Regions from separate parts of the Homo sapiens genome. Here region 1 is linked to region 2. The links are chromatin loops, found by intact Hi-C in ENCODE. Cell type or tissue: mammary epithelial cell. All regions are shown on one strand. Each heading gives the region's core, and the rest is flanking DNA. Links, peaks and the distances in the headings are about the cores only.

Evidence for each region. Peaks named below come from ENCODE experiments on the same cell type or tissue, not always from the same donor. Only the 100,000 strongest peaks of a DNase experiment are listed, where the experiment ranks them.
Region 1: it touches region 2 in a loop (1.8-fold over the local background); 3 of 110 quality-filtered maps call a loop at or near these places.

What each region holds. Positions count from the first base shown.
Region 1 is chr12:60,062,869-60,078,310 of GRCh38, reverse strand. No RefSeq gene overlaps it. Among named protein-coding and RNA genes, the nearest start is that of SLC16A7, 470 kb to the right of the region's middle. In mammary epithelial cell, for the core only: no CTCF peak of the experiment used is centred there; a DNase peak (open chromatin) is centred at 7,570; H3K27ac peaks cover 1,521 bases.
Region 2 is chr12:59,920,517-59,935,958 of GRCh38, reverse strand. No RefSeq gene overlaps it. Among named protein-coding and RNA genes, the nearest start is that of SLC16A7, 330 kb to the right of the region's middle. In mammary epithelial cell, for the core only: no CTCF peak of the experiment used is centred there; DNase peaks (open chromatin) are centred at 6,688, 7,348 and 8,728; H3K27ac peaks cover 3,782 bases.

The sequences.
Region 1 (15,442 bases), core at 2,748-10,747, 140 kb before region 2:
TTGGCAGGAATGCAGAGAAAGGGAAAACTTCGTTCACTGTTGATAGGAACGTAAATTAGTAAAACCACTGTTGAAAACAGTATGATAGTTCCCCAAAACCTAAAAATAGAACTACCTTATGATTCAGCAATCCTACTACTAGACTGGAAGGAAATCAGCATATCAAAGAGATAGCTGCAGTCTCAAGTCTATTGCAGCACTCTTCACAATAACCTAGATATGGAAGCAACCTAAGTGTCCATCAGCAGATGAATAGATGAAGAAAATGTGGTACATACGCACAATGGAATATTATTAGCCATAAAAGAAAAATGAAATTCTGTCATTTCCAATAACATAGATATAAGCCAGGCACAGAAAGACAAATAAGTACTGAATGGTCTCACTGATATGTGGGAGCTAAAAAATTGATCTCATGGAGGTAGAGAGTAAAATGATCGTTACTAGAGGTTTGAAAAGTAGTGAGGAGTAGGGGAATAAAGAGGGATTGGTTAATTGGTACAAAATTCAATTACGTAGTAGGAATAAGATCTAGTGTTCAGTGGCACAATAGAGTCACTACATGTAAAAACAATTTGTTGTGTATTTCAAAATAACGAGAGGAATGGATTTGGAATGTTTCCAACACAAACAAATATATAATTGTTTGAGGCCATAGGTATTCCCATTACCCTGATTTAATCATTACACATTGTATGCTTGTACCAAAATATCATATGTACCTTGTAAATATGTGTAACTATTATGAACCCATAAAAATTAAAAATTAAAATTAAAAAAATTGCATCCACATGATTTAACTCAAAAATCATTGCCTGAACAACAACAAAGTTTTCAAAAGTCAAAAATCCATGGCCGGGCGCAGTGGCTCACTCCTGTAATCCCAGCACTTTGGGAGGCTGAGGCGGGCAGATCACTTGAGGTCAGAAGTTTGAGACCAGCCTGGGCTAACATGGTGAAATCCCGTCTCTACTGAAAATACAAAAAATTAGCCGGGTGTTGTGGCACATGCTTGTAATCCCAGCTACTCAGGAGGCTGAGGCAGGAGAATCACTTGAACCCAGGAGTTGGAGGTTGCAGTGACCTAACATTGTGTCATTACACTCCAGCCTGGGCGACAATAGCGAAACTCTGTGTCAAAAATAAAAAAAAATAATAAAAATAATAAAAAATCCATGCTATTAATTCTAATGTGTATATATTTTTTTATTTTTGAGGCATCCTAAATGTTGCTGGAAAGTAGAATGCATTTGAGTTAATGCTGTTCAAACAGAGATAAGTACTGTATTTTTTCTATAAATTTTTGATTAAATGAGATTGAAATATTATAAAATGTGAGAAATTTTGAACAGTAAAGAAATTTTCATCAGAGACAAAGACTATTTATTCTAACCACTTCTTCCTGAGATTGAAGTTATTAAAATCTCTTGCAGTGGATTGTAGTGGGAAGAAAAATAGACCCGTGTAATTAAAAAAACAATCAATCTGAGAAAAGAAAAGGACAGGACAAGCAGGACTACTAGTGCACTAAGTAGAAAAAGAATGATTACTTTGTGCTGGAGACCTTACCTAATCCACCTGATAGACAGACTACCCTGACGATGTGGCAATGAATACATTCAGCCATTCTCTTTAATATTAGGAAATTAAGTCAGTTTGGACATGGGTGCCACCTGGCTGCACATCATACTGAAGTGAGAGATGCCATATTGCTCTTCATTTTGAAGAACTCTTGTAGTCTGAGCATCATTTCACACTAGAGTAGGAGGAAATGGCCTCAGCTGAAAGCCTGACCCAGGACTTCATCCTGTGTGAATAGTTATAGTTCCAACTGATGCTGCAATATAAGAACATGGGCAACAGTGATGCAGCAAGCAAATTTCTTAAATTTGTGTGCAGTTGTCTAGAACTTGGCTACAGCAAAAGAAGTTCAATGACTCTTTGAAGAGGGGGCTTATACCAGAGCAAGCTGCTTCTAGAAAAAATGGAAGATTCCTCTTAGTTCATCTGAATTTCTTTTTTGTCGTGGTGAGGCAAAAAACAACAGAGCTGTATTTTGGGACACTATTAAGCACCCATACATTCCTGGATATTTTAGGGAAAGGGATATAAAACTGGAAAATCGTGTTGATTGCTGCACTTTGAAATTCCTTGGGTTGGATAATGTGCATTATTTTCATTTTGATCTGTGAATCAATACATCTTAAGTTACTATTAAAGCATGATTTTGACTTTATAATGACATCGTACTTTTCCCAGTGTTAAATTTTCTTTTACTTATTTTTTTCTGTGCTTTTTCTTTTTTGCTTTTGATTTCCCATGGGTACTAGTTGATTAGCAATTAACTGCTGGATGCAAATTATTCTAAAGACAGACATGCAAGTCATGCTTATTTCCAAGGGTCAGAAATTTACTAATATATGTGATTATTGTGCAAGCACCATATTTGTATTCACTACCATAATTGGAAAGATAAAAATGCTTCCAAGCTTCTTTGCTTAAACACAAAGCAAAAACAATCAACCATTTTAATAATGTGGAAACAGAGACCTACAAACTGTTTCCCCCTTCCAAACATATTTTTTTTGTGGTTCTGTAAAAGAGCAATAGCACTATTTGTTGTTGTTAAATATCTTAACACTCATCTAATAAGATCAATCAGTGTTTCAATAATGCAGGAATCTGTGATTGTTAAAATGCTCAAAAAAACTGTTGTGGTTTTTGCCTTAGATATTTTGAGGACACTGAATTTTTTATTTTCTCTGTATTCTATCATAGTGGAAAGAATGAAATTTGATGTACAATGTTTCTGGTTTAGAAACTCTAAAGAGGCAGGATAGATTACCCCAATCAAATTCAGGACAGGTGTCAAGAGTGATGATGCCACATACGCACCAAGGGGGTATAAAAAGTATTGTTAACTGACATAATAAACCTTTCTAAGAAAAGCAGGGTGGCTTCCCAAGCCAGTATGAGCTCATCTTCCATGGTGATTACGTAGTAAGACTGGAGCCAGATTTTCCATATGCCAGCTGGGGCTTGCATGATTTAACTTCCACTGGTGCCAAAGAAGAGAACACCCAGGCTTTCTTACAGTGTTCCCCACATGTGAATCAGAAGGTTAAAGGAGAGTGGTGGGGCTAAAAAGCTCTCAGTCATCAAATATCACAAATGGAATTAGACTCATTATTGCAATTAATTCCAATGTCAGATGGCTGAAATATTCCAGGCTTTATTCAATTGAATTTGAACTTGCTTAAGTAAGTCATTATTGTGCTTTATGAGATCTATAACTCAGTGTTAAAAATGAGGATAAAAGTTTCGTTGAATGCCTTGGTTAAAAGCCCAACATTATGTATTTTGAAAACTGAAATGAGTTGCCTGGTCACTACCGATAGTATCTAGAACTCAGAAGGGGATGAGGAGTATATTGATGAGGCCTTTTATACTGGCTTTATTATGAGTTAGACATATGTGACCTTGAGCCAAGAGCTTCTCAGAATTCTTCATTCCAAAGTGGGCAATATTGCATAGGACATAGTTGTTGCTGACACTGGCTGGACCAGACAATAGCCAAAGAGTCTATAAAAACATACAGATAAAACTGATCATTAAGCAGTGAATCTGATGCTAAGATCACTGCCCAAATTTCAACTATTGTGCTAGACCTTGGGTTCCATCCTTGATCAGCGATGTTCTCGTTAAGGAATGAAAAGCAGCAGATCTCCAGTAAGCTCCATCACATACAATAGTGTTGCTGCCATCTGTAAAGTATATAAACTATCTTCATTTTTCTCTTCATTCAGTTGATTTCAAGAGGCTCTCTAGGTGAGGTATAGGAGTAGGAGAGGAAGTAAACTTCCACAACACCATGGAATCTGACAACACACTGGAGATAGGGAAGGCTATGCCCCCTGCAGCTGGGATATGCCAGAAGACCCAGATTTAGTTTGATCCTGTAGGTATACTTTTCATTTTAGTAAGGAGACCTTGACTATACCAAGCTTTCAGAATGCTGCTTTCATGACCCAGGGCATAATAAGCAGCTGGGTATGAAGGGTGATAGGCTCAGAGCCTGTGTGGGTCCAGCATGCTACCAGCAACTGCTGTTGTAATGGTATGCACTACAAGGAGTGCAAATGTTCAGGAAGGGCAGTTTCATGCTCTGGAAGCCCATGGGAAATTTATGGACACCCTGGTTGATTTGATTTAGAGACTACAGAATGTATGGGAGGAGGTTGCTGCAGCTTCTGCACTGGCCAAATATCTCAGAGACATTAAGGGGAGTGCCTGTTGCATTGCAACTCAAATGGATTCTAGAGCTATTGTCATAAGGGAACGTATTCAATGTGGGCTGATTTGTAAGCAACAGTATAACTATGTTTAAGTAAACTTTATAAATGAGAAAGTTGTTGCCTTCAGAACACAAAAAAAGCCTAAAAGTTGTCTGGCTTGTGTCAAGAAACAGCATTGACATGCTCAGTATTGAGCATGTTTCTTGACAGTGTCAGTGATGGAGAAGCTCTTGACTAACCAAATAATTTTCAGAAATTTAACCAAGGTGGCAGGGCCTTGTACTACATATGGGTCAATGGCCCACCCCTTTTTTATAAAGCTCCTCTGTGAGTTTTTATATACCCTGAGTGAGTAAATCAACTGAATCTCATTGAAGAAGGATTCATCAATGCAATGTCATACTTATGATCCTAGAGAAAGTTGGATAGAATTAAGATCCTTCCTACAATGATTATGTGGGATAGCTGGGCTGTTGAAGTACTCTATGGGTAGCCAGGTAAAAGTGCATTGTGTTCATTTCACCTTGGAGGCAAACTTCAGCTGTGAGGCTATTGAAATAGGCTCTGATCATACATAGGAAGCAAATATGTAACTACAAAGAGCTTACTAAAGTCTGATTGAATGAAGTCAGTAATTTCAATAACATTGGATATGAGTGCCTTAATGAGTAAATCCACATCACTAAGGGTGATGTAATCTACAATAAGTCTCCATTCATTATTTCCAAGTTTAAAATCTGGCCAAATTATGCTTTTATGGGGAAATTACAGGGAAAATCACCCCTTTCAAAACAGGTTTTGTATAATGAGTTTCAATTCTTAAGATCTGTTTTCCTTTATACTGAACTATATTTAACTCTTTTAACTTGAGTGAGGGGAGAGGAGGAGGTCCATTGCAAATCTTATTTGTTAAGCCAATTGTAATTCCCAAAGACTTAGTGTAATTTTAATGTATTACTCATTGAATTGGAATGTCCATGCCTGCTATGGGATATTTTAGGGCAGTAAGTGCTGTGTGGATTTTTAAGTAAGGCAGTAGCTCCAATGGCTAAAGTGAGATTCTTCTATATTTGGTAATTCCCAAAAGAGTACAGGGGATACATTATTTAAACTTGGTAGAATCCCAGATATAACTGTAACTTAAGTGAGCCCTTCTATTAAAGCCATTAAAGTTTGCCAATTGATGCATTTCAGAAGATGTTAAAGTTAATTCAGAATTTACATTGTGGAAGCACAATGGCTAATCAGCACACTTTTATCCTTTTTTTGTAAAAAAAAATGTTTTAGTAAATTTTGGATTTCCAAATGAGTAAAATTGTGCACTATATTTTAGGTATTTGTATTTTTCCTCTATATCCAAAAGGAAGCTCTTTCTCCTCTTCTTCTTTGGCTATGGTCTCTACTCCAGAAGCATATCCTGTTTGTCTTGCCTATTTTTGTAAGTTCCTTCCTTTAGAGATCCTTAAATCACTATTGTCATCGTTAGGGATTTCTCCCAAGCTGGTGGATGCTTTATATGTGTTAAGTAACTAGGTTTGAATCAGGTTTGAATTAGCCCTGTGCTTGTACCACAGCGGCACATGGGCATTTTTCCCTGGAACCCAGTGGATCAGGATCTTTTTCTTGTGGCCACAAAAGTACAGCCAGTAGCAAGAGCAGAAGCATTTTGTAGGGTTCTAGTAAGTCATTTGCTTTTAGCAGTGTGACCTCTTGATGCCACATGGTAACTATTCTTGTTCCATACAGCCAGCCAATGGGGCATATATTGCAAAGAATATCATTCTTTTTTCTCTGAGTACTCTATAGAATGGGTGGCTAGGCCTCTGTTTAGACACAGCCAGCAGTCACAAGGTAAGCCATTGCCTTGAGCCTAACATCAGTTGTGGCTTACACTAGAATCGAGACACATGACTCAAGCTAAGATATAAAGATAGGTCTGGGCAAACACAGGTGACCCAAGGTCACTTTAAGAAAGTCCCAGTCCCATACTTCTGTACTTAAATGGCAACTATTAAAACTTTTGACTTATATTTATACATCTATAAAAGGCTCAGTAGGATTTAACAACCACAATACAGAGAAGCACAGCTTTAGGGCATGCTTACCAGCAGGCACCAAAACCACTTAGCAGGCCAAAGCAGGAGAGAATAATGGTGCCTAGTGGTGGTGATCACTGCCTAGACAAATTGCCCAGAGTGCCAATTGTAACCAATTCAGAAAGAAGGTGGAAACTCCCCTGAGCATTGGTTCGGGTTGAGACTAATGATGCTGCACACACAGACACAAAGAAAGTATACAAAAGTTTATTCCTCACATATTGAGGCTTTCTGGCACAAGCACAGTAACTTCCCATGACAATCTAAAAGGAGACTGGCTCTGCTTCTATGGTAGTTAGGGGATGCGACTGAGATGAAGGTTCTTATGTATGAACCAGGGTTTTCATGCTTTGAACTTCCAACCAGGCTGAAAGGAGAGAGCACAAAGATTTCTTATCAACTTTGCCCAGATATGGAGCAGAAGGTATAGGAGGAGAAATGAAGCTTGAATGTTACCAGGAATCAAATATCAGAAAGGAATCATCCTTTATTAGATTCTAAATGCTTCCTCTAGTCTCTGATTATTATTCAATTACTTTGTGAAAGAAAAGTATAATGATATTAAATACCTTTTGAGAATAAAATGGATAAAAATAAATATGTCTATATAATATTAATACTATTATATGACAAGAAGACCAAATTTAAAATTGAGGAACATTAAAAAATGAATGTATGGAACATTACATGGCACTGTAACTAAATTAGAATTTTATGTGAGGGAGAGCATAATAATTTGGATAATAATATAAAGTGATATACACAGGTAATTAAAGTTTCAGCTCCTTTATAAAGAATTATTTTCTGGGGTGTACCAAGCTGTATGTGATATTACCTTTCAACAATCATGTAATCAGATTTAATTTTGCATAGTCTAATTTGTCTGCTTAAATTATCAAGCATTAACATTGAATTTAAATAATTTAGTATTGAATATGTATAAACATTAAGGCAGAAAAGAGTAGCTATTTATTTCACCACCAAGAAATTAAAGTTGGCTGAATTTCTAAATACCCTGAAAATTCTACAGTGACAAAAATGATAATATTAAAGATAGAAACAAAAATGTATTTTTAACATTCCTAAGATTTAGAGATCAGTTTCATAAGCAGCCCAATAGTCCTCCTAAATATGTCAGGTGTGCATGAGTCATTCTTTTCACTGAAAGTTTAAACAATGTGATCATTCATAACTTTATTACCAACAACCTTATGATTGTAATGGCATTTACTGAAGATGATATTCTCTTGAAGAATTCATTACGGATTTCCCTCCTCTTTCAGAGGAAAGTAAGTATCAAAGTTGACTAAATATCTTTATACCAAAGTCTGTTACAGGTTAGATTGAAGGCAGTGAAAGGAAAAACTGATATTTAGCATAAATTCCATAATGTCTTTTTAACTGTCATTCACACTAACTTTTACATATAATTTTAAAATAAATGAATTTTGGCAATATTCATTAGCTATTTTTGTTTTGTTTTTGTTGTTGTTGTTGTTGTTGCAATTTTCCTCTTTAGCAGATACTGTTTGTATTAGTCAATTATCATGCTGCCATGAAGAAATACCTGAGACTGGGTAGTGTAAAAAGAAAAGAATTTTTATTGACTCACAGTACTGCATGGCTGAGGGGGCCTCAGAAAACTTACAGTCTTGGCGGAAGGCACCTCTTCACAGGGTGGCAGGAGAGAGAATGAGTGCCAAGCGAAGGGGGAAGCCCTAAGCACCTGATAAAACCATCAGATCGGCCGGGCACAGTGGCTCACACCTGTAATCCCAGCACTTTGGGAGGCTGAGGCAGGCGTATCATGAGGTCAAGAGATCGAGATCATCCTGGCCAACATGGTGAAACCCCGTCTCTGCTAAAAATACAAAAATTAGCTAGGCATGGTGGCGCACACCTGTAATCCCAGCTCCCAGGGAGGCTGAGGCAGGAGAATCGCTTGAACCCAGGAGGCGGAGGTTGCAATGAGCCGAGATCACGCCACTGCACTCCAGCCTGACGACAGAACAAGACTCTATCTCAAAAAAACAAACAAACAAACAAATCAGATCTCCTGAGAACTCAGTCACTATCATGAGAAAGGCATGGGGGAAACCGCCCCATGATTCAGTTATTTCCACCTGATTTTGCCCTTGACAAGTAAAGATTATTACAATTCAAGGTGAGATTTGGGTGGGGACACAGAGCCAAACAATGTCACTGTTGTAAATGTTTTGCTGTTTCGCTTATTTCTATTGAGAAAATCACAGAGGCAAGTGTTTAAAAATGTATAAGCAACTTTAAAAACTGTAAAATGCATCAAAATAGTATGCTTTTATTTCGAGGAGAGCCTAGGATGTTTCAATGCTAGCAATAGATTTAGCACATATGTATAGAAATTAAATATCCAAGATATAATTTAAGACATAGATTGATAAAGCTCCAGTTAAATAACTTGTCTAAGATCAACAGCTAATTAGTTGCAAAATTCAGACTGCAACTCTAAAAGCAGTAACTCTAAGATGCCATTATAATCAAGGGACTGATGCATGTCAACCCTTGAAGATAAAAGACAAAATTACTACTAGAAAAAAAATAGGCAATCTGAACTAGAAATGTGAATTTTTCCGTGCAATTGGTGACTAGCCTAAAATTATGGAAAATAAGCTTACATAGACAAAAGCTACAGTACATTAAATACTGTCTATTCAAGAAATACACTGGAAATAAAGTCACAGAAGTAATTTTTTTTCTCTAAAGAAATTTCTCTATTTTGTGTGGGGAAAATATTTCACTGGGTTTTCCAATGTTTGTGTTAAATACCCTTTCTCCTAGAACAGTTTACTGTCTTTCATATGGTTTCATGTTCATCAGGTATATTCGTGGAAAATACTTTTGGTTTCAATTAACAAATAATTGACTAATAGTGGCTTAAAATACAAAGATATTTATTGTTAACAACTGTGGTGTAAATAGATGGTATGTATACAGTTGTTAAAAGATGTATCCAAGTAACTGGGACTTTCTATATTACTGCACTACCATCCTCACCATATTAATTTTTCTTCCTTGTGCTGTATTATCAAGTTTGCCAAATGGTGACCACTGCTCCACAGGGGCCTTGAGGGTAATAATAAAATGGAAGAAGCGATGCTAGATTGTCTCTTTTATCAGTAAAGCAAAAGCTTCCTCAGAATTTCATTGACCCCAGACTTTTGATTATAATTTATTGGCTATAGCTGAGACACATGCCATTTTTAACTCAAGAGAAGGAAAGAAGGCCATTATAGTTGGAATTAGTAAGAGATACTACATTGCAAATGGAAGTTGTGTTTCTCAGCCAATGGGATAAATCACATCAAGAAATTTCTGATCACTAATTTTTCCTTAAGAAATGGTTATAAGAGAGAATATACTGATTCCTAGAAAGGAATATCTTTCAATTAATACATTGACAATATATTTTATATATATTTCTTGTCTAAATTCTATTTATGTAAATTTATGTCCCTGATAAAAATGATCAAATATAAACAAAGAAAATCCAGTTTCTGGACTGCAGGACCAAGCACCATTGTAAGGAATAGCAGTTCTAATTAGGGGCTATCTCTGTGTATCTTGTTCTGAAGAATGAAGCTAGACTCCTCTACTTCATTGTTCACGGAGTAAGTGTATTGGGCTTTGAGGCAGACTAGTAATCATTACTCTTTCCTTCTTATAGGTTCTGAACAAAGGGAGAAATAGATATAGCTTTCAAATTAAGATATTTGTGTCAGCTGTGTTAATGGTAAATCTGGACTAAACAATGTAACTTTCATCAGAGACTAAATTTTAGTCTTCATCCTACTTCTTTTCTTCATGTATAATTCACTCATTTATGGAGGATCATAGCTGTTTTAGAACTCAGTTGAATGAAAGAGATAAAGTTAAGGGTAGAAAGAGGCAGAGATAGAGACAGAAAAAGACAGAGGGAGAGAAATTGAGAGATGGGGTGATGGGTTGAGAGAGGGGGTGGAGAGAGAACCCAACTTGCCTTACTTGGGAGATTTGAGGTCTTGAAAGTTCTAATGACTTTGATAAGATTCCACTTTGTTATTTAAACAATTCTTCATCATGAGTGTGGATGAGAAGTGCCCTTTTACTACTATAAAACCTGAATAACTCAGATATTTGCTTTTCTAGACACCCTTCCAACTGAGGCATACACAAGTACTAGTCCTAGACTCCAATAATCAGATCCCTCTCTCCCAGACACTGAAAATAGCTCTCTTCCCCAGAATAAATTAGGAATTCAGAGTAGGATGAAGTCAAAGTAAGTTTGAGTAATTACTTCAAGTCACATCTGAATCACTGAATCAGGAACTAAAGAAACATGAGCAATGCAAAATCCATGATGGCAGTGACTATGGCAACAGCAAATCCTCTTTCTGGAGCAATGATGCCTATGGTGGCAAGATTGGGATTCAGTGTTAGTACCAACAATGGCAGCAATGCCAACTAACAAACACAGATTTCCTTGGAGAAAGAAACAGTTTCCTAATTGAACTGACACTGTTACGTCACTGTGGATATGGTAATGTTTACTACTGGTTGTCCCTTTTATGAATCAGTTTAAACTAGATTATGGTGTTTACCAGATAAAGTAAAAACTCAGAGATCATCGACAATCATTTATTTCCGCTTGGGACTCACACCTTAGGAACAGTTCCTATATGGGATGTAGTGACTTGTGTGATAGAAAAAAAGGGAGATGTTAGAATCATGCAATGTCTCCTACAGCTTCTCCTTGGAAGTAGTGTTTAAAATTTCTGCTTACATTTCATTGTTCAAAGCAAGTCTCACTGCAAAGCTTGATACTAGTAGAGTCGGGAACCATGTCCTTGTTCTTATCTGTTTTGTTGTTGTTTTTGTTTGTTTGGTTGGTTTTTTTAACTTTGCTATCAAAACATCTTAAGCAATTCTGTGAACTATACAATACATTTTCAGTAAAATGCTTTTCTGTTTATATGAGCAAGAGTTAGCTTCTGTTGTTTACAACTTGACGGATACATACCCCTAGGTGGCCACTAAGCCCTGGCTCAGGTGCTCTGAGCACACCCAAACAGGAGCAGAGAAATAGCATGCTCTAAGGAACAAAGAAAAAGCTGATAGAATCACTGGCAGAAAAGTGTTTTTCAGTTCTTCTGTATAATATAGTAGTGGTAAAGAACTGGACTCTGCAGCCATAATGCCTTGTTTAGGATCTCAGTTCTGACCCTTTTATCTCTATGACTTTGAGCAAACTATTAAACTCTCTGTTGCTTCAGTTTTCTCATCTGCAGAAAGAGAATAATAAGGAACTTACTTCCAGGGCTGTTGAAGGGATTAAATTAATTAATATATAGATGTAGAACAGCATGTGATTCATAATAAATGGTGTAAATGTTATCGCCATTATTATTATTATTACTCCTAGAACAGGGCTGAAGATTATTAGCGCCTATTTTATAAGGTGTGGTGGAAGTCCAGGAAAACACAAAAAATAGCTCTCTTCCCCAGAATAAATTAGAAATTCAGAGTAGGATAAAGTCAATGTGAGCTTGACTAATTACTTCAAATCACATCTCATAGAAGTTAAGCCAGAGTTTATACTATAGTCGTATTTGCTTATCAGCCTCTCCAGTGGTTTGGAAAACCAACCATCCAAAAACACAGCAGGGTCTTCATGATAAGTTTTCACATAAATATTATGCCTAGAAATATCTTGTGGCTGGAGTAGATTTGTTGAAGGAATTATTTTGCTGGACAGAACTTGGTGCTACTCAATTTTAAAGGAATGGCTGATAATACAGTGCCTCCAATCTTGACTGAAATATTGCCTTGCTGCTGTATATATATGGGCTTAATGACAATACCAGTGAAGAACAAATTATATTCTGAACCTCTCCAGAGTCCGTTGTACTGTCTGCACCTATGGATCAAGTAATAACACTTGCAGAGAAACTTAATGTTGTCAGTTGGGGCTAGCATATTAAATTTTACCCAACATGAATACTCCAGTCACAGAGAGAAAATAGAAAGGAAGGAAACGTGGTGTCATTAGAGACACATTTGATAGTTTTTTTTACAGTTTGACAATGGAATTTGGAATGAGGAGAGTCAGAAGAAAAAGGAGAAAGTTAGATGCTAGTCAGCATGTAACATTCCTAAACAGGAAAACATCTGCTTACTGAATTTTAAAATAAAATAAAATAACTACATAAAACAGAGAAGTATATATTTATTTATTTACATCACTTTCACTGGGAATAAAATGAAGTTGTAATAACCAGTAAAAGGGGGAAAACTATGACAGAATTAATTAGATGGCTTAAAATTGGAGTTATAGAAATATGAGAACTATAAGTATAATAAATATATTCAAACAGCACATAAATATTATTATAAATTATTAGGCTGCTAAATGGGCTGTTGATTATGCAGTATGTGTAATTTAAGGTAATATTATGAGAAAGAATATTTGCATTTTTCTGACTTCTTATTTGGAAATTTTAGTTATTATGAATTTGTTTTTTATGAATGAGCTTCTTAGATTTTAAGGGAAAGAAGACAAAAATTATATGACATAAAACTGGGGCTATGTATATATGTGTATTTCAGAGATAGTCCACAAACCTGTAATTATATTATATAAGCATACTTTATTATTTATAAGTAGAAACTTAAATGTCTAATTAGACCATGCTGAATTTTCAGAGGGCTACATTTATGAAAACAGCCAAGACCTTGTTGTCCAATAGTGAAGGAATAGCCATGACAACACAGGTTTGAAAAACGAAAGAGCGCATTAGACATATGACGTGCAATATATTGTTCATCTATGACATGAATGGCAAGAAGTGGACTGACTGGTTTAAAATTTTTATAAAAGTGAGAGTCCTTTCAATTGAAAGTGAATACACATGGAGGATTTGACAGAAAATATAAGTAGCAACAAAGAAGTAGGTTGAGAAAGTGGATTACTTATTAATTGAATTATTAAAATCAATAAGGTACAATGTTAGGTGCTTTAATTATTTTATCTTATACAATCCACACAAGTTCCTACAAAAAGGGTAAATAACCCTATTTTTACAATTGAGAACATTAATGTTGAAAGGGGTAAAGTTTTCCAATGTCCTAGGTTTGGCAAAGGGCAGAGCTAGACTAAAATCCTCATCATAAATTGGACTAAGACTTTAAAACCAATAACAAAATCTATAGATACTGAATTTATGGAGAAGAAAAATGGTATCGGATTCTAAGACTAGAAGTACTATAGATATGTGCCCTAAACCAAGAAATATCAGAGGAAAATAGTCGCCTGAACTTGAAGCTCCTCTAGAAACACCTGCATGCCACATGAGATGCATGCTGTGATGCAGTACAGTTCTATGGGGAAGGTCATTCATCATGCTCACTCATTTACATGCACGGCAGCATCTCTATTTATGGCTACATTTACAACTTTGAAAAGTTAAGAATGGCAAAGAAGATTGATGAAAACAAATTTTATACTTAAAAATGATTTAAATTTGTTTTTAACAGCTTTATTGAAGTGCAATTGATGTACAAAGAGCCACATATATTGAATGTGTATAATTTGATGAATTTGGGCATATGTAAACATCCATGACAGTATCACCAGAATCCAGGTAATAGACATGTTCAATCCCTCCCAGAATTTCCTTTGGTTTTTCCATTTTGTTTTTGTTTTCTCCTTGGAGTAAGAACATCTAATATGAGACATACCCTCTTAACATATTTGAAATTTACAATATCATATGGTTAACTACAGGAGAATTTTTTTAATCTAGTGTAACTGAAACTTCATATCTTTGAATAATCACTCCCCATTTCCCCCACCCTTCAGTCTCTAGAAAGCACTATTGTATTATCTGCTTCTACGAGTTTGACTATTTTAGATACCTCATACAAGTGGAATCATGCAGTACTTAAAATATAACACTTGACATATTAATTTGTGACTACAGAAAATACTATTCTTCCTCAGTAACTCTTCTTGTTTCAAGAACTGCAGAAATACAATTTACTCTTACATCTAGCCAAATATTCATAATTTTCTTTCTCTTTTTTTTGTGGGGGAGGGGGTGGGTGGATGGAGTCTCGCTCTGTCGCCCAGGCTGGAATGCAGTGGCACGACCTCGGCTCACTGCAACCTCCGCTTCCTGGGTTCAAGCAATCCTCCTGACTCAGCCTCTCTAGTAGCTGGGACTGCAGGTGCCTGCTGCCACACCCGGCTAATTTTTTGTATTTTAGTAGAGACGGGGTTTTACCGTGTTGCCCAGTCTGGTTGCGAACTCCTAAGCTCAGGCCATCCACCTGTCTCAGCCTCCCAACGTGCTGGGATTACAGGCATGAGCCACCGTGCCCAGCCAATATTTATAATTTTAAAAAGTTGTAAATCATTTTTAAAATTACATAAAATATACTTGAATTTACAGAGTATTCAATCTGTTCTAGATTCAATCTGTGTCAGTTATTTTCAAGATCATATAGCCTCACAAGCATTTATTTTTTTATTTTACAAATGACACTTGAACCATTTATCTGAAAACTTCAAACAGTACGTGACTAGTGAAAGGACTGCTTGCTGTTACCTCCATACCACATTCCTTCTTGATGGCAATAACTGTTATGGACTGTTTTTATTTTAGCGCATTTCTTCCAAAACTCTTCATGCTCATTATATGTTCATATATATGTGATATTGTGATGTATGTATACATGTGTATATATATATGCACACACAGTTATACATGTGTACACACATACACACATTTTTTTTCCTTTGGGTTTTTGAGAGTAGAAATAGAATCACATTGTATATATTCTGCCACCAGCCTTTCACTTAGCATGAAGATTTTACCATGCTAATCATATAGTTCCCTCTTACTGTTTTAACTGCTGCATCCTAGTTTAGCATTAGAGGTTTTCACTACTACAAAATGCTCCAGGGAACGTCTTTGTGATTGTTGTTCTCTAGATTAGATTCCTGAAACTAGAATTTTTCTTATGCAACAAACACAT
Region 2 (15,442 bases), core at 3,615-11,614:
CTGTATAGTTCTATTGATGATAAGATTGCTTAACATTTTTTTAATCTAAAAATTTTCCATTTTTCCTTCACATATTAAGTATGTCTATATAATATAGAGAATTCTAGGTTGATAATCATTTTTTTCTTTCAGTGCTTTAAAGATGGCATTTGTTCTGTTCTAAATAGTTTGCCCTATTTTTAAAAAAATTTATGGGGACATAGTGTTTATGTATATTTATGGGGTACACAATATTTTGATAAGGCACCAATGTGTAATAATCACATAAGAGTAAATGGGATATTTATCATCTCTAGCATTTATTCTTTCTTTTTGTTACAAACATTTTAGTTATACTTTTCTGGTTATTTTTAAATGTACAATAAATTTTAAAGACTGTCATCACTCTGTTGTGCTGTCAAATATTGGCTCTTATTCATTCTATCTAACCATATTTTTGTACCCATTAACCATCACACCCACCACTGCCCTTCCAACCTCTGATAAGCATCATTGTATTCTCTTCTTCCATAAGTTCAATTATTTTAATGTTTAGCTCCCATGGATGAGTAAGAACATGTGAAGTTTGTCTTTCTATTCCTGGCTTGTTTCACTTAACATAACGTCCTCCAGTTCCATCCATGTTGTTGCAAATGACAAGATCTCATTCTTTTTACTGGCTAAACAGTACTCCATTGTGTATATGTACCATATTTTCTTTACTCATTCATCTGTTTCAAATATTGGCTATTGATAATAATGCTACAATAAACATGGGAGTGCAGATATCTGTTTGATATACTTATTTCCTTTCTTTTGGGTACCTACCTAGCAGTGAAATTGCTGGATGATATGGTAATCCTATTTTTAGTTTTCTGAGAAACCTCCATACTGTTCTGCATGGTGGCTGTACTAATTTACCTTCCTACCAAAAATGTATGAAGGTTTTCTTTCTACACATCCTTGCCAACATTTGTGATTGCTTGTCTTTTAGGTAAAAGCCATTTCAACTGGAGTGAAATGATACCTTATTGTAGTTTTGATTTTCGGTTCTCTAATGATCAATGATGTTGAGTATTTTTTATATGCATGTTTTACATTTGTCTGTCTTCTTTTGAGAAATGTTTACTCAAATCTTTTACTCATTTTTAATCCGGTTATTAAATTTTATCCTACTGAGCTGTTTGACCTCCTTACATACTCTGGTAATTAATCCCTTGTCACATGGGTACTTTGTAAAAATTTTCTCCCATTCTATGGGTTGTCATTTCACTTGTTGATTGTTTTTCTTTGCTGTGCAGAAGGTTTTTAACTTGATGTTATCTCACTTGTTCATTTTTGATTTGGTTTCCTGTGCTTGTGGGATATTACTCAAGAAATGCTTAACCAGACCAATGTCCTGGAGACTTTTCCCAGTTTTTTTTTTGTAGTAGTCTCATGAGTTGAGGTCTTAGATTTCAGCCTTTAATTCATTTTGATTTGATTTTTGTGTATTACAAGAGATAGGGATGTAGTTTCATTCTTCTGCATATGAATATACAGTTCTCCCATTACTACTTATTGACAAGACTGTCCTTTCCCCAATGCATGTTCTTGGCAGCTTTGGTCAAAATAAGTTCACTGTAGCTGTGTGGATTTCTTTCTGGGCTGGCTCTTCTGTTCCATTGGTCTACGTGTCTGATGTTATGCCAGTACCATGCCATTTTGTGTTGTATAATTTGCAGTCAGATAATGTGATTCCTCGAGTTTTGGTCATTTTGCCCAGGGTGTTTTTGGGTATGCTGGATCTTTTGAGGTTCCATATAAATTTTAGAATTATTTTTTCTATAAGAAGAATTATTTTTTCCTGAAGAATGACATTAGTATCTTGATAAGGATTGTGTTGACTGTAGATTGCTTTGGGTAGTATGAACAGTTTAACAATATTGATTCTTCCAATCCATGAACATGGACTGTCTTTCCTTTAATGTCTTTTTCAATTCTTTACATCAATATTTTATAGTTTTCATTGTAGAGATAATTCACTTCTTTGCTTAAGTTCATTCCTAGGTGTTTTATTTTATTTGTAGCTATTGTATTGTAAATAAGATTACTTTAGACCAGGCACAGTGGCTCATGCTTGTAATCCCAGCACTTTGGGAGGCCAAGGTGGGCAAATCACCTGATGTCAGGAGTTTGAGACCAGCCTGACCAACATGGAGAAACCCCGTCTCTACTAAAAATACAAAATTAGCCGACCATGATGGCACATGCCTGTAATTTCAGCTACTTGGGAGGCTGAGGCAGGAGAATTGCTTGAACCTGGGAGGCAGAGGTTGTGGTGAGCTGAGATCCCACCATTGCACTCCAGTCTGGGCAGCAAGAGCAAAACTCCATCTCCACAGCAACAACAACAACAACAACAACAAAAGATTACTTTATTGATTTCTATTTCACATTGTTCATTGTTGGCATATAGAAATGCTGCTGATTCTTATATGTTGATTTTGTATTCTGCAACTTGACTAAATTTATTGGTTCTAATAGTTTTTTGGTGGAGTTTAGTTTTTTTCAAATATAAGGTTTTTTATATGTATATATGTGTGTATATATATGTGTGTATGTGTGTGTGTATATATATGTGTGTATATATATGTGTGTATATATGTGTGTATATATATGTGTGTATATATGTGTGTATATATGTATATATGTGTGTATATATGTATATATATGTGTGTGTGTATGTGTGTGTGTGTGTGTATATATATATATATATATATATTCAAGGAAAATTTAACTTCTTCCTTTCCAATTTATGGGCCTTTTATTTATTTCTCTTGCCTAATTGCTCTAGCTAGGACTTCTCATACTATGTTGGATAACAGTGGTATAAGTGGACATTCTTATCGTGTTCTAGATTTTAGAGGAAAGTCTTTCAGTTTTTCAGTTTTCAGTTTTTCCTCATTCAGTTTGATACTAAATGTGTGTCTGCCATATATGGTATGGCATAATATGTTGGGGTGTGTGCCTTCTATACCCAAGTTTTTGAGGATTTTTATCATGAAGGGATGTTGAATTTTATCAAATGCTTTTTCAGCATCAATTGAAGTGATTATATGGTTTATGTACTTCATTCTGTTGATACATTGTATCACATTCACTGATTTGCGTATGTTAAACCATCCTTGCATCCCTGCACTGAGTCCCACTTGATCATGACGAATGACTTTAATGTACAGTTGAATTCAGTTTGCTAATATTTTGTTGAAGAATTTTTTCATTAATGTTTATCAGAGATATTGGCCTGTAGTTTTCTTTTTGAATGTGTCTTTGTCTGGTTTTGGCATCAGGGTAATACTGGCCTGATAGAATGAGTTTAGAAGTACTCCCTCTATTTTTCAGAATAGTTTGAATAGAATTGGTATTGATTCTTCTTTAATTTTTTTGCAAAATTCAGAAGTAAAGCCATCAGGTATCAGGCTTGTCTTTGCTGAGAGAATTTTTATTATGGCTTCAATCTCATTCAATCTTGTTACTTGTATTGGTCTATTTAGGCTTTCAGTTTCTTTATAGTTCAATCTGGTAGGTTGCATGTGTCTAGAAATTCATCCATTTCTGATTAGCTTTTCCAGTTTATGGCCATATAGTTGCTCATAACAATCTCTAATGATCCTTCAAATTTCTGCTGTATCAATTTTAATGTATCCTTTTTCCTCTCTGATTTTATTTATTTGAATCTTCTCTCTCTTTTTTTGGTCTGACTAAAGGCTTGTCAACTTTGCTTATCTTTTAAGAAAACTTTTGATTTTATTGACCTTTTGTATTTCTTGTTTCAATTTAATTTATTTCTGCTCTGATCTTTATTTTTTTCATTCTACTAACTTTGGGTTTGGTTTGCTCTTGCTTTTCTACTTCTTTAAGATGTGATATTAAGTTGTTTACTTAAAGTTTCCTACTTTTTCAATGTAGGCAATTATTGCTATGAACTTTCCTCTTAATATTGCTCTATCCCATGAGTTTTGAAATGTTGTTTCCATTTTTGTTTGATTAAATAAATTTTTAATTTTTAAAAATTTCTTTACTGACCTACTGGTCATTTTGGAGCATATGATTTGATTTCCATGTGTTGTATAGTTTCCAAGTTCCTCTTGTTTTTGATTTCTAGTTTTATTCCATTGTGATCACAGAAGATATTTGAAATGATTTTATTTTTTAAGTTTTTAAGATTTGTTTTGTGTCCTAAGTCTATTATTAGGAACCATCCTTGTGCTGAGGAGAAAAGTGTGTGTTGTGCTGTGTCATTGAATAAAATGTCCTGTAAATATCTGTTTTTTCCATTTGGTCTATAGTGCAGTTTAAGTTTGATGTTTCTTTGTTGATTTTATCTCTAGACGGTCTGTCCAATGCTGAAAATGGGGTATTGAAGTCTCCAGCTATTATAGCTTTGGGGTCTCTCTTTTAGCTTTAATAATACTTGCCTTATATATCTGAGTGCTCCAGTGTTGAGTGCATATATATTTACAATTCTTATATAGTCTTGATGAATTGACCCCTTTATCCTTACACAATAATGCTTTTTGTCTTTTCTTATGGTTTTTGTCTTCAAATCTATTTCATTTTACGAAATTATAGCTTCTCTTGTTCTTTTTTGGTTTCTATTACCACAGAAAATCTTTTTCCATTTCTTATTTTCAGTGTATTTTTGTCTTTATAGGTGAAGTATGGTTCTTGTAGGCAACAGATAGTTGGGTCTTGTGTTTCATTGTTTAACCCAGTCAGCCACCCTATGTATTTTGATTGGAGAGTTTAGTCCATTTACATTCAACGTTATTATTGATAAGTAAAAACTCACTATTGCAATTTTGTTATCTGTTTTCTGCTTTTTGCATGGCCTTTTCTTCTTTCTTTCCTTCCTTCATTTCTTTCTTTCTTTCTTCCTGTCTTCCCTTTTGTGAAAGAAATATTCTCTGGTGGGATGTTTTAGTTTCTTGCTTTTTTGTGTGTGTGAATTCATTATAGGTTTTTTATTTCAGCTTACGATGAGGACTGCAAATAACATCATATAATTCATTATTTTAAACTGATAGCTAAACTCTGATTCCAAAAACAAATAAAGAAACTAACAAACAAGCAAAGAAAACCAATAAAAACTCCACTTTAAGCTCATCTTTCCTGCTTTTTAACTTTTTGTTGTTTCTATTTCTATCTGATTATATGTCTATGTCCTGAAAATTTTTGTCACTATTTTTGTTAGGTTTATTTTTTAGTCTTTCTACTCAAGATGCAAGTAGTTTACACACCACAATTACAGTGTTATAATATTCTGTGTTCTTACTATTACCAGTGGGTTTTTTACCTTGAGATAATTTCTTATTGCTCATTAAAGTCCTTTTCTTTATGATTGAAGAAGTTTCTTTAGAATTTCTTTTAGGACAGATCTGATGTTGACAAAATTCATCAGCTTTTATATGCCTGGGAAAGTCTTTCTTTATGTTTGAAGGATATTTTTAATGGGTATAATATCCTATGATAAAAGGTTTTTTTTTCAACACTTTAAATATGTCATGCCACTCTCTTCTGATAAAGTTTCCGCTGAGAAGTCTGCTGCTGGATGCATTGGAGATTCTTTATGTGTTGTTTCTTTCCTCTTTCTACTTGTATGAAACTTTGTTTATTTTGAACTTTGGGAGTTTGATTATTAAACATCTTGAGGTAGTCTTATTTGGGTCAAATATGCTGGTTGTGTCATAACTTTCTTGTACTTAAATATAGATATTGTTCTCTAAGTTTTTACAGTTTTGTTATTTATTGCTTTGAATAAACTTTCTAACCAAATCTTTGTCTCTATCTCCTAGTTAAGGCCAATAACTCTTAGATTTGTCCTTTTGAGGCTGTTTTCTAGATCTTGTAGGCATGCTTCATTTTGTAATTCTTTTTTATTTTATCTCCTCTGACTGTGTATTTTCAAATATCCTATCTTCGAGCTCACTATTCTTTCTGCTTGATCATTTCTGCTGTCTAGAGACTCTAATACATTTTTCATTTTGTCAATCAAATGTTTTAGCTTCAAAATTTCTGCTTGAGTTTTAAAATTATTTCAATCTCGTTGTTAAATCCATCTGACAGGATTCTGAATTCCTTCTCTGTTAATTTTTTCTGATCTTCCTCAAAGCAGCTATTTTAAATATTCTGTGTGAAAAGTCACATATCTCTGTCACTCCAGGATTGGTCACTGGTACCTTATTTAGCTCATTTGGTGAGGTCATATTTTCCTGAGTGGTCTCGAGCTTGTGGATGTGCATCAGTGTCTTGTCATAAAAGAGTTAGGTATTTATTTTAATCTTTGCAGTCAAGGCTTCTGTGTACCCGTCTTTCTTGAGAAGACTTTCCAAGTATTCAAAGGGAATTGAGTGTTGTAATCTAAGTCTTTGGGAACTGTAGCTGTATCTGCATTAGGTGACACCCCAAGCTCCATAACTGAGTGACTCTTGCAGACTCATAGGTGTGCTGCCTTTGTAGTCTCGGGTGAAATCTAGGATAATTCCCCAATTGTCTATCAGAGACTCTTGTTCCCTTCCCTTACTTTCCCCCAAATAAACAGCATCTCTTTCTCCATGCTGAGCTGCCTGGAGTTGGGAAAAGAGTGGCACAAGCACTCCTATGACTACCACCACTGGGAATGTTCTGGTCACACCCAATGCCAGCACAGTACTGGTTCTTGCCCAAGGCCTGTAACAACTATTACGTAGCTACTGCTGATGGTTATTCAATGCTTAAGAGTTCTTTAGTCAGCAGATGGTGAATCTAGCCAGGCCCATGTCTTTCCTTTCAGGTTATTGGTTTCCTTTCTGGACTGGAGTACATCTAGAAATGCCATCTAGGAACTAGTAGCTGTAATCAGGAATTTTAGGAAACTACTTGGTGATTTAATTTACTGTGGTTGAGCTGGTACCCAAGTTGCAAGACAAAGTCTTTTTTACTCTTCTCTCTCCTTACCTCAAGCAGAAGTCTTTCCCCACAGCCACTACCAACCCAGGCCAGTGGTGACTGTTGTGTGGCTACAACTGATGTTTATTCAAGGCTGAAACAGTCTTTGATCAGCAGGCGATGAATCCTGCATCTCTCCTTTCATAATAACAGGTTCCTTTCTGGCCCAGGGCAGGTCTAGAAATGCCATCCAGGAGCTAAGGCCTGCAATCAGGGATTTTAGGAGTCTGTGTGATGCTTTATTTTACTGTGGCTCAGATGGTATCCAAGTTGCAAGACAAAGTCCTTTTTACTCTTCTTGCTCCTTTTCTCAAGTAGAAGAACTCTCTCCCCATGGCCAACACAGCTGGCAATGTGCTTGGTCACACCTGAAGCCAGCACAGTACTGGATCTCACCCAAGGCCTGTGGTGACTCCTGCCTGGCTACCACGGATGTTTATTCAAGGCCCATGGCTCTTTAGTCAGCAGGTGTTGAAGCCTACCAGATGTGGGTCCTTCCCTTCAAGGCAATATGTTCCTTTCTGACCCAGGGTGGGTCTAGAAATGTCATCCAGTAGCTAGGGTCTGAAATGGGAGATTCAGGACTCTGCCTGGTACTTTATTTTGGTGTGGTTGAGCTGGTATCCAAGTTCCAAGGCAAAATCCCCTTTACTGTTCCCTCTGCTTCTCTCAAGCAGAGGAACTGCAAGCTTCATTGCCTAGGGTCTCCCTCAGAACTGCAAGCTTCATTGCCTAGGGTTGGGATGGGGTCATAAACTGACTCCCTTGGCTACTCCAGATGGTGTCTCACTGGATCACATACACCCCAAGCCCACTGGGTCCAAGCCTAGCTGAGCACTAGGAGTTGCCCAGGAATTGCTTTCCTTGTGGCCTAGACTGCCTTTCAAGATTATTTAGAACCCCAGAGCACTTTAGCCTTAGGTGACGGGGCTAGCCAGAACTCAGGTTCTGAATGCTGGGATGGGCAGTTCTTCTCTGGCTAGGGCTGGTCTTACATGCTTCCTCTGGTCACTAGCTGAATTCTGCCTTGTATTATTTTCTGCTGTGAAGCGGCACCCCTGAGTTCCAATGCAAAACCTCACAATCGCTTTACTTCCCCTTCCCCAAGCACAGAGTTTCTCTCCCCACCGCCCTGCCCTTCCATGGCACAAAGCTGCCTTGAGATGCAGTAGTATAGGTGATACAAGACTGTCTTTCTTACTTTTTTCAATGTCTCTCTCCTTGATATGATATTAAAACCAGGTAATGTGATCACTCACCTGATTTTTGGTTCTTATGAAGATGCTTTCTTGTGTGGATAGTTGTTCAATTTGGCATTCCTGCAGATGGGATGATTGCTAGAGGGTTCTGTTCAGCTATCTTGGTCCTTGATGTTGGTCTTAATACTATTATTATCATGGGTAAGCAAAAGGGAATTCAGAGAAGCTAACTACCAAAGTTACAAAGTTAGTTTCAGAATTAGAATTTGAATAAATTCTATCTTATTTGAAGCCTTTTTTTCTGTCTACTGAAATAGTTACTTCTCTATTAGATAGATGTTCAACAATATTTGCTTAATTAAATTAAAATGTTAATGTTTCTTTATAAGTAGAAGCTGAGCAACAGTGTAAGTCTAAACTTAGTTCATCTTCTTTTCTCCAAAAATTAATTACACTACTTTTCCCAAGTTTTGGCAACCATTTTCATGACTTAATATTATTTAGTTTTTCTGATTTTATTGCACAATTTTTTGTTGGTACAGGATGTGAAGCTAATGAGTAAGAGAGACAGGCTTTGAAGTGTCAGATACGTCTCAATTCTGAATCATTGAGTCAGTAAGCTAGTCAATTTTTAAAAATAATAACAAAGTAGAAAAAAATTAAAGTGGAGAAAAGGTCAAGAACATTTTTTTCTTCATGAGTTATACTTGCTTCTAAATGGTTTTAATGAATCATTTCAAATTTGAACAAGAAACAGGAGTCTGTTAATTAGAGATTTGGATTTAATGACATGGTTGCATAGGTATGGCACACAGAACATCTGTGTTCTAGTACCTAAGATTAATTTAATTTCTTTACAGGAGTCATTTATGTTTTTCTTCATTTTTAATAAATTGTTTCACTGCTCAAAATAACATCGTAGTTGTGAAGTCATTGGCATCTACACAGACAGAATGCTGTGAAGCTGACTCCACAGCCTTCACTTAACAAGTTCTTCATTCTCATAGTGGATCATATGCAAAAATAACAAGAAAATAAATGAGTTCTGAATTATGAAAGATACTACATTCTTTGTGCCATGTGAGGAGATCTAAGTATTAGTAAGTTTAATAAGTCATACACTATCCAATTGTAAAGTACTAGTTTAGGATTGGATCTTTTTTAGGTTTCACTTTACTTATTCTTTGCACTATTATACTTGTGAAACACAAGATAAGAACCAGTCTTATGAGTCTTATCCTTGCTGTCTAAGAAGTTTATTTAGATAAATAAATCCAGTTTTTTTACTCTCATTTAAAATTTAACTAAAATATACATACATATTTATTGGATATTTACCACGGATCAGACCTTGGGTAAAGCACTTTACATATTTTATTTGGTCCCACTCTCCACATTTATGGATGAGGAAACTGAGACTCAGTAAGGTTATAATAACTTGCTAATAATCACAAAGTTAACAAATGACAGAGCTGTATTAAAAGCAAGAATTTTTTCTAATCTGAGCCTTTGTTCTTTTTTTTTTTTTTTTAAGGTTTTTTTTCCCCCCATAGGTTATTGGGAAACAGGTGGTGTTTGGTTACATGAGTAAGTTCTTTAGTGGTGATTTCTAAGATATTGGTGCAGCCATAACCCAGGCAGTATGGACTGCATGCTCTTTGTAGTCTTTTATCTCTCAACCCCTCCCTACCCTTTCCCCCTGAGTCTCCAAAGTCCATTGTATCATTCTTATGCCTTTTTATCCTCATAGCTTAGTTCCCACTTATGAGTGAAAACATATGATGTTTGGTTTTCCATTCCAATCTCATCCGGGTTGCTGTGAATGCCATTAACTTATTCCTTTTTATAGCTTAGTAGTATTCCATCATATATATACACACACATATACATACACACACACACACACACACACACACACACACACCCCCCACAGCTTCTTTATCCATTTGTTGATTAATTGGCATTTGGGTTACTTCCACATATTTGCAATTGTGAATTGTGCTGCTATTAACATGTGTGTGCAAGTATCTTTTTTGTATGACTTCTTTTCCTCTGGGTAGATACCCAGTAGTGGGATTGCTGGATTAAGTGGTCACCTACTTTTAGTTCTTTAAGGAATCTCCACACTGTTTTCCGTAATGTTTGTACTAGTTTACATTCCCACCAGCATTGTAGAAGTGTTCCCTGTTCACCACAGCCAAGCTGACATCTATTATTTTATTTTTGGATTATGACCGTTCTTGCAGGAATAAGGTGATATAGCATTGTGGTTTCGATGTGCATTTTCCTGATTATTAGTGATGTTGAGCATTTATTCATATGTTTGTTGGCCATTCATATATCTGCTTTTGAGAATTGTCTATTCACATCCTTAGACCACTTTTTGATGAGATTGTATGTTTTTTTCTTGTTGATTTGAGTTTAAATCAGTAGCTCTTCTATATATCAACAGCAACCAAGTTGAAAATCAAATCAGGAACTGAACCTCTTTTACAATAGCTGCAAAACAAACAAAAAAACACTTAGGAATATACCTAACCAAGAAGGTGAAAGACTTCTACAAGGAAAACTATGAAATACTGCTGAAAGAAATCATAGACAATACAAACAAATGGAAACACATCCCACTCTCATAGGTGGGTAGAATCAATATTGTGAAAATGACTACATTCCCAAAAGCAATCTACAAATTCAATGCAATTCCCATCAAAATACTACCATCATTCTTCACAGAATTAGAAATAACAATTATAAAACTTATATGAAACAAAAAAGAGCCCACATAGCCAAAGCAAGACTAAGCAAAAAACAAATCTGGAGACATCACATTACCTGGTTGCAAACTATACTATAAGGTTATAGTCACCAAAGCAGCATGGTATTGGTACAAAAATAGGCATGTAGACCAATGTAACAGAATAGAGAACCCAGAAGTAAACCCAAGTACTTACAGCCAACTGATCTTTGACAAAGCAAACAAAAACATAAAGTGGGGAAAGAACACCCTTTTCAACAAATGGTGCTGGGATAATTGGCTAGCCACCTGTAGGAGAATGAAACTGGATCCTCATCCCTTACCTCTTACAAAAATCAACTCAAGATGGATTAAGGACTTAAATCTAAGACCTGAAACTATAAAAATTCTAGAAGATAACGTTGGAAAAGACATTGGGTTAGGCAAGGATTTCATGACCAAGAACCCGAAAGCAAATGCAATAAAAACAAAGATAAATTGCTGGGACTTAATTAAACTGAAGAGTTTTGCACAGCAAAATGAACAGTCAGAAGCGTAAACAGACAACCCACAGAGTTGGAAAAAAATCTTCACAATTTATACATCTGATAAAGGAATAATATCCAGTATCTACAATGAACTCAAACAAATCAACATGAGCCTTTGCTCTTAACTTCTAAGTGCACGATCCTTGAGAAATGTATTCCACTTCGAGTGAGGGCTCAGTAAATGGAACAATTTCTATCCATTTATGTTACACAAGTCCACTCACTATAGAATTCAGAACTATTCAACTTTCTTAGGTTTATCTCAGGACCACTCTTTGGGTTCAACTTTTAATACATGTTCCAAAAGTCATGAGAAGTTGGGCCAAAATCAATATGTTCAAGAGAAAGGCATATAGGGCTATAGGGCAGACACTGGGGCCTAGACAAGTTTTCCCCACATTTGAAGTAAAACACCCTCTGCTCTCAGGAGGGAGTGATGGAAACTTTCTCACAGTCTCTTAATAGGCACCCAGGAAAAGTAAGACACTCTCTAGGGTCAAGTGGAGTGCTAGAGAAAGTGGTTTGTTGCTTTAAAATGCAGACAGTTTGCTGTGAAAAGGAGAGTTAAAAATGCAGTCTTCATTACTCTCCTGGTGGTTGGGACCCATGTGGTTCCTGAAAACGTGGATTCCAATACTTCAAGAAAATATTGCTACTTGAAATAATTTTATATTTGCAAAGAGGTGTTGTACATATAATAGAATGGAAGATCTGGTAGAGAGCAAAGGTCTGGAGGAGAAGTGAATAAAATGAACTTGGCAAGACATGAGGATATGATAATTCAGTTTGGGAGACCAGGGGCAATGGCAGAGCTTATGCAGCAGAGTTCTTGGGAACCAATGTGGAGATAAAGAAAGTGGAGTGGCACTACTGTGTATCTACCCAAAGGAAAAGAAATCATTAAGTGAAAAAGAGACATGCACACGCATGTTTTTAACAGCACAATTTGCAATTGCAAGGATGTGGAACCAAGTGCCCATCAGCAAATGAGCAGACAAATAAAACGTGGTACTATGTATACCATGTACCATGTATACCATGGAATTCTAAGCCATAAAAAGCAATGAAATAATGTCTTTTGCAGCAACTTGGATGGAACTAGAGGCCATTATTCTAAGTGGAGTAACTCAGAAATGAAAAACCAAATATTGTATGTTCTCACTTAGCTAAACTATGAGGATGCAAGGCACAAGAATGATATAATGGACTCTGGGAATTTGGGGTATGGGGAAGGTTGGGAGGAATGTGAGGGATAAAAGACCATATATTGATCACGGTGTATACTGCTCGGGTGATAGGTGCAGTAAAATATCAGAAATCACCACTAAGCAACTTATCCACATAACCAAAAACCACCTGTGTGCCCAAAAACTATTGAAATAAAAAAAAATTAACAAAGTGGAGTGCTAAAGAAAGCAATAGAAGGCTGCAGTGCCCCAGGTAGAGCCAGAACACACCTAAAGTGGAGCAAGGCTCTGAGATGGAAGTCTGAGAGAATCTTTTCTTAGCACCACAGGGGCCCTTAGAGCATTATGTTTCCATGTGAGCAGTTTTACTGGCATCTTGAAAAGAGTCTACAAGTTTTTCATTTTGTATGATTTGTTTTCTACACATGAGAAGAAACAGCAGAGGCACAAAATTACCATAACAAAATTTTTTTACTAATCACAAATTAGTAAAGGGCAATGATGTGTACACTTTGGGGCCTTTTATGGCCTCTTTTTAAATTTTATTTTAGGTTGAGGGGTACATATGCAGGTTTGGTATATAGGTAAACTCATGTCATAGGAGTTTGTTGTATAGATTATTTCATTACCCAGATACTAAGCCTAATACCCAATAGTTGTTTTTTCTGATCCTCTCCTTCCTCCACCTTCCACTCTCAAGAAGGTCCCGGTGTCTGTTCCCTTCTTTGTGTCCATGTGTTCTCATCATTTAGCTCCCACTTATGCATTATTCAGCTTTCTGTTCATGTACTACTTTGCTAAGGATACTGGCCTCTAGTTCATCCATCTTCCCACAAAAGACATGATCACCTTCATTTTTATGGCTGTGCAGTATTCCATGGTATATCTGTACCACATTTTGTTTATCCACTCTGTCACTGATAGGCGTTTAGGCTGATTCCATTTCTTTGCTATGGTGAATGGTGTTACAATGAACATTAGTGGGCCTGTGTCTTTATGGTAGAATGGTTTATATTCCTCTGAGTATATACCCGGTAATGGGATTGCTGGGTCAAATAGTAGTTCTGTTTTTAGCTCTGAGGAATCATCAGACTGCTTTCCATGATGATTGAATTGTGGCCTTATTATCAATCAATTGTCTACTGGCTTTAATCATCATATCTTTGGGAGCTTATTCTATCAGGGACTACTACAGGCAATGGTATATAATAATAACTAAGTCATGCTGCCTTTCTGCAGAGCCTCACAATTTAATAAGAAAATACATTTGCAGACATATAATTATAATACAAGAGTATGTACCCAATGATAGAATTTCAAGGAAATTACAGAAGAAAAGTAAAAGACATCACATTAGTGGTTTAAATTGTGCTCTAGAAACTTCCAATGAAAAAGTTTTAATCTTTTTATTATAAATATATATTACAAACATGTATTTTTAGGTGTTCGATATGTGTACATGCATTTCAATTATCATTCTTTTTTATGTTCAGATCATCCTATTTTAAACCATCAAATCAGGTCATAATCAAACAGTCTGAAACCCTCCTTGCTTTCTGGCAGAAAACAATTTTCCAGGCTAATTTAGCATTTTTGTTACAACACATTTGAAACAAGCAATTTTCAATGGAGCCCTGAGAAATGTCTTTAGAGATCAGAATTTGGGCATTAGTGTGTTTATTGCTGCAGTATTAACATTGTTTCCAGGACTCTTCAGTGCATATAGCTAGTAAATGCATAACAAATCAAAGTTTCATGCTATTACTTCTAATTCAAATTTTACATTATGGCGTTTTGAGTTAATTTCTTTCTTTTTTCCTTATCTATTTTTTTAGGTTAGAAGTATTGGTTCTTAGTAGCATTGTTGCGACTTCCCTACTTCTGATGTTCAGAGGGAGTGGTTCCCAGTGATGACTCCAGCAAGCGCAAGGAAGTGAAACAGCCCTTTTACTCCCACCACCAGCAGTTTGGCAAGCTGGAGCGCTACAGTTCCTGTACTCCCACAATTTGGCAAGTTCTGAGTTCTTTTCCCACCACCAAGAAGAATAAGGCACTCAAACACCAGAGAGTGAGTAAGGCAGAGTAGGAGTTATTAAGCAACAGAAAAAGCTGTGAGAATAGAGGGGACCCTAAAAAGGGTTGCCAGCTGTGGGGCTAAGTTCAGGGTTTTTATGAACTGGGAGGAAGAAGTAGTGTACTGATTTGTATGCAGGCCATTTTGGAAAAAGCACCACTCAGAAAGAGACACAGTAGAGCAAAGAATAAACTGGAGACAGAAGTGAAGACCTGACCCTCAGCCAATCAGGGACTGGAGTGACATTTCACTCTATACAAATGAAGACTCCGCCCATGGCCAATCAAAGAAAGGTAGGTATATCTAAAATAGGTGAAAGCTAAGGACCAATTGGGTGGAAGTGCACCAAATGGGAGTGAGAGTCCTCACTTCAGTCTGTTGATTCTATCCAGAACTGGCAGCTTGGTTTGCAGGCCTTAGATTGTCCTTGGCTTGAAGGTGAGGAGTTTCACTGAGGAGCCTTTTCTGCCTGCCTAGGAATTCACCTGCCTCCTACCACTATCAGCATTGACATATTTGCTTTATTATACAATATTCCTGTATTAGGTTCAATATAGCATTACCAATATTGTTACCAATAGTAAGACTACCGAATAGAGTTTATGATATTTCTCTTTCTTTCTCTTTCTCTTAATTGTAAGGATTATGGTCAAAATCCTGTGTTTGGCAGACAAGAATTTTGTCATTAGTGATTTGAAGAAATTGGGTAATTTCTTCCACAGCTGACATGGAAAATCTGGTAAAGTTTTTTA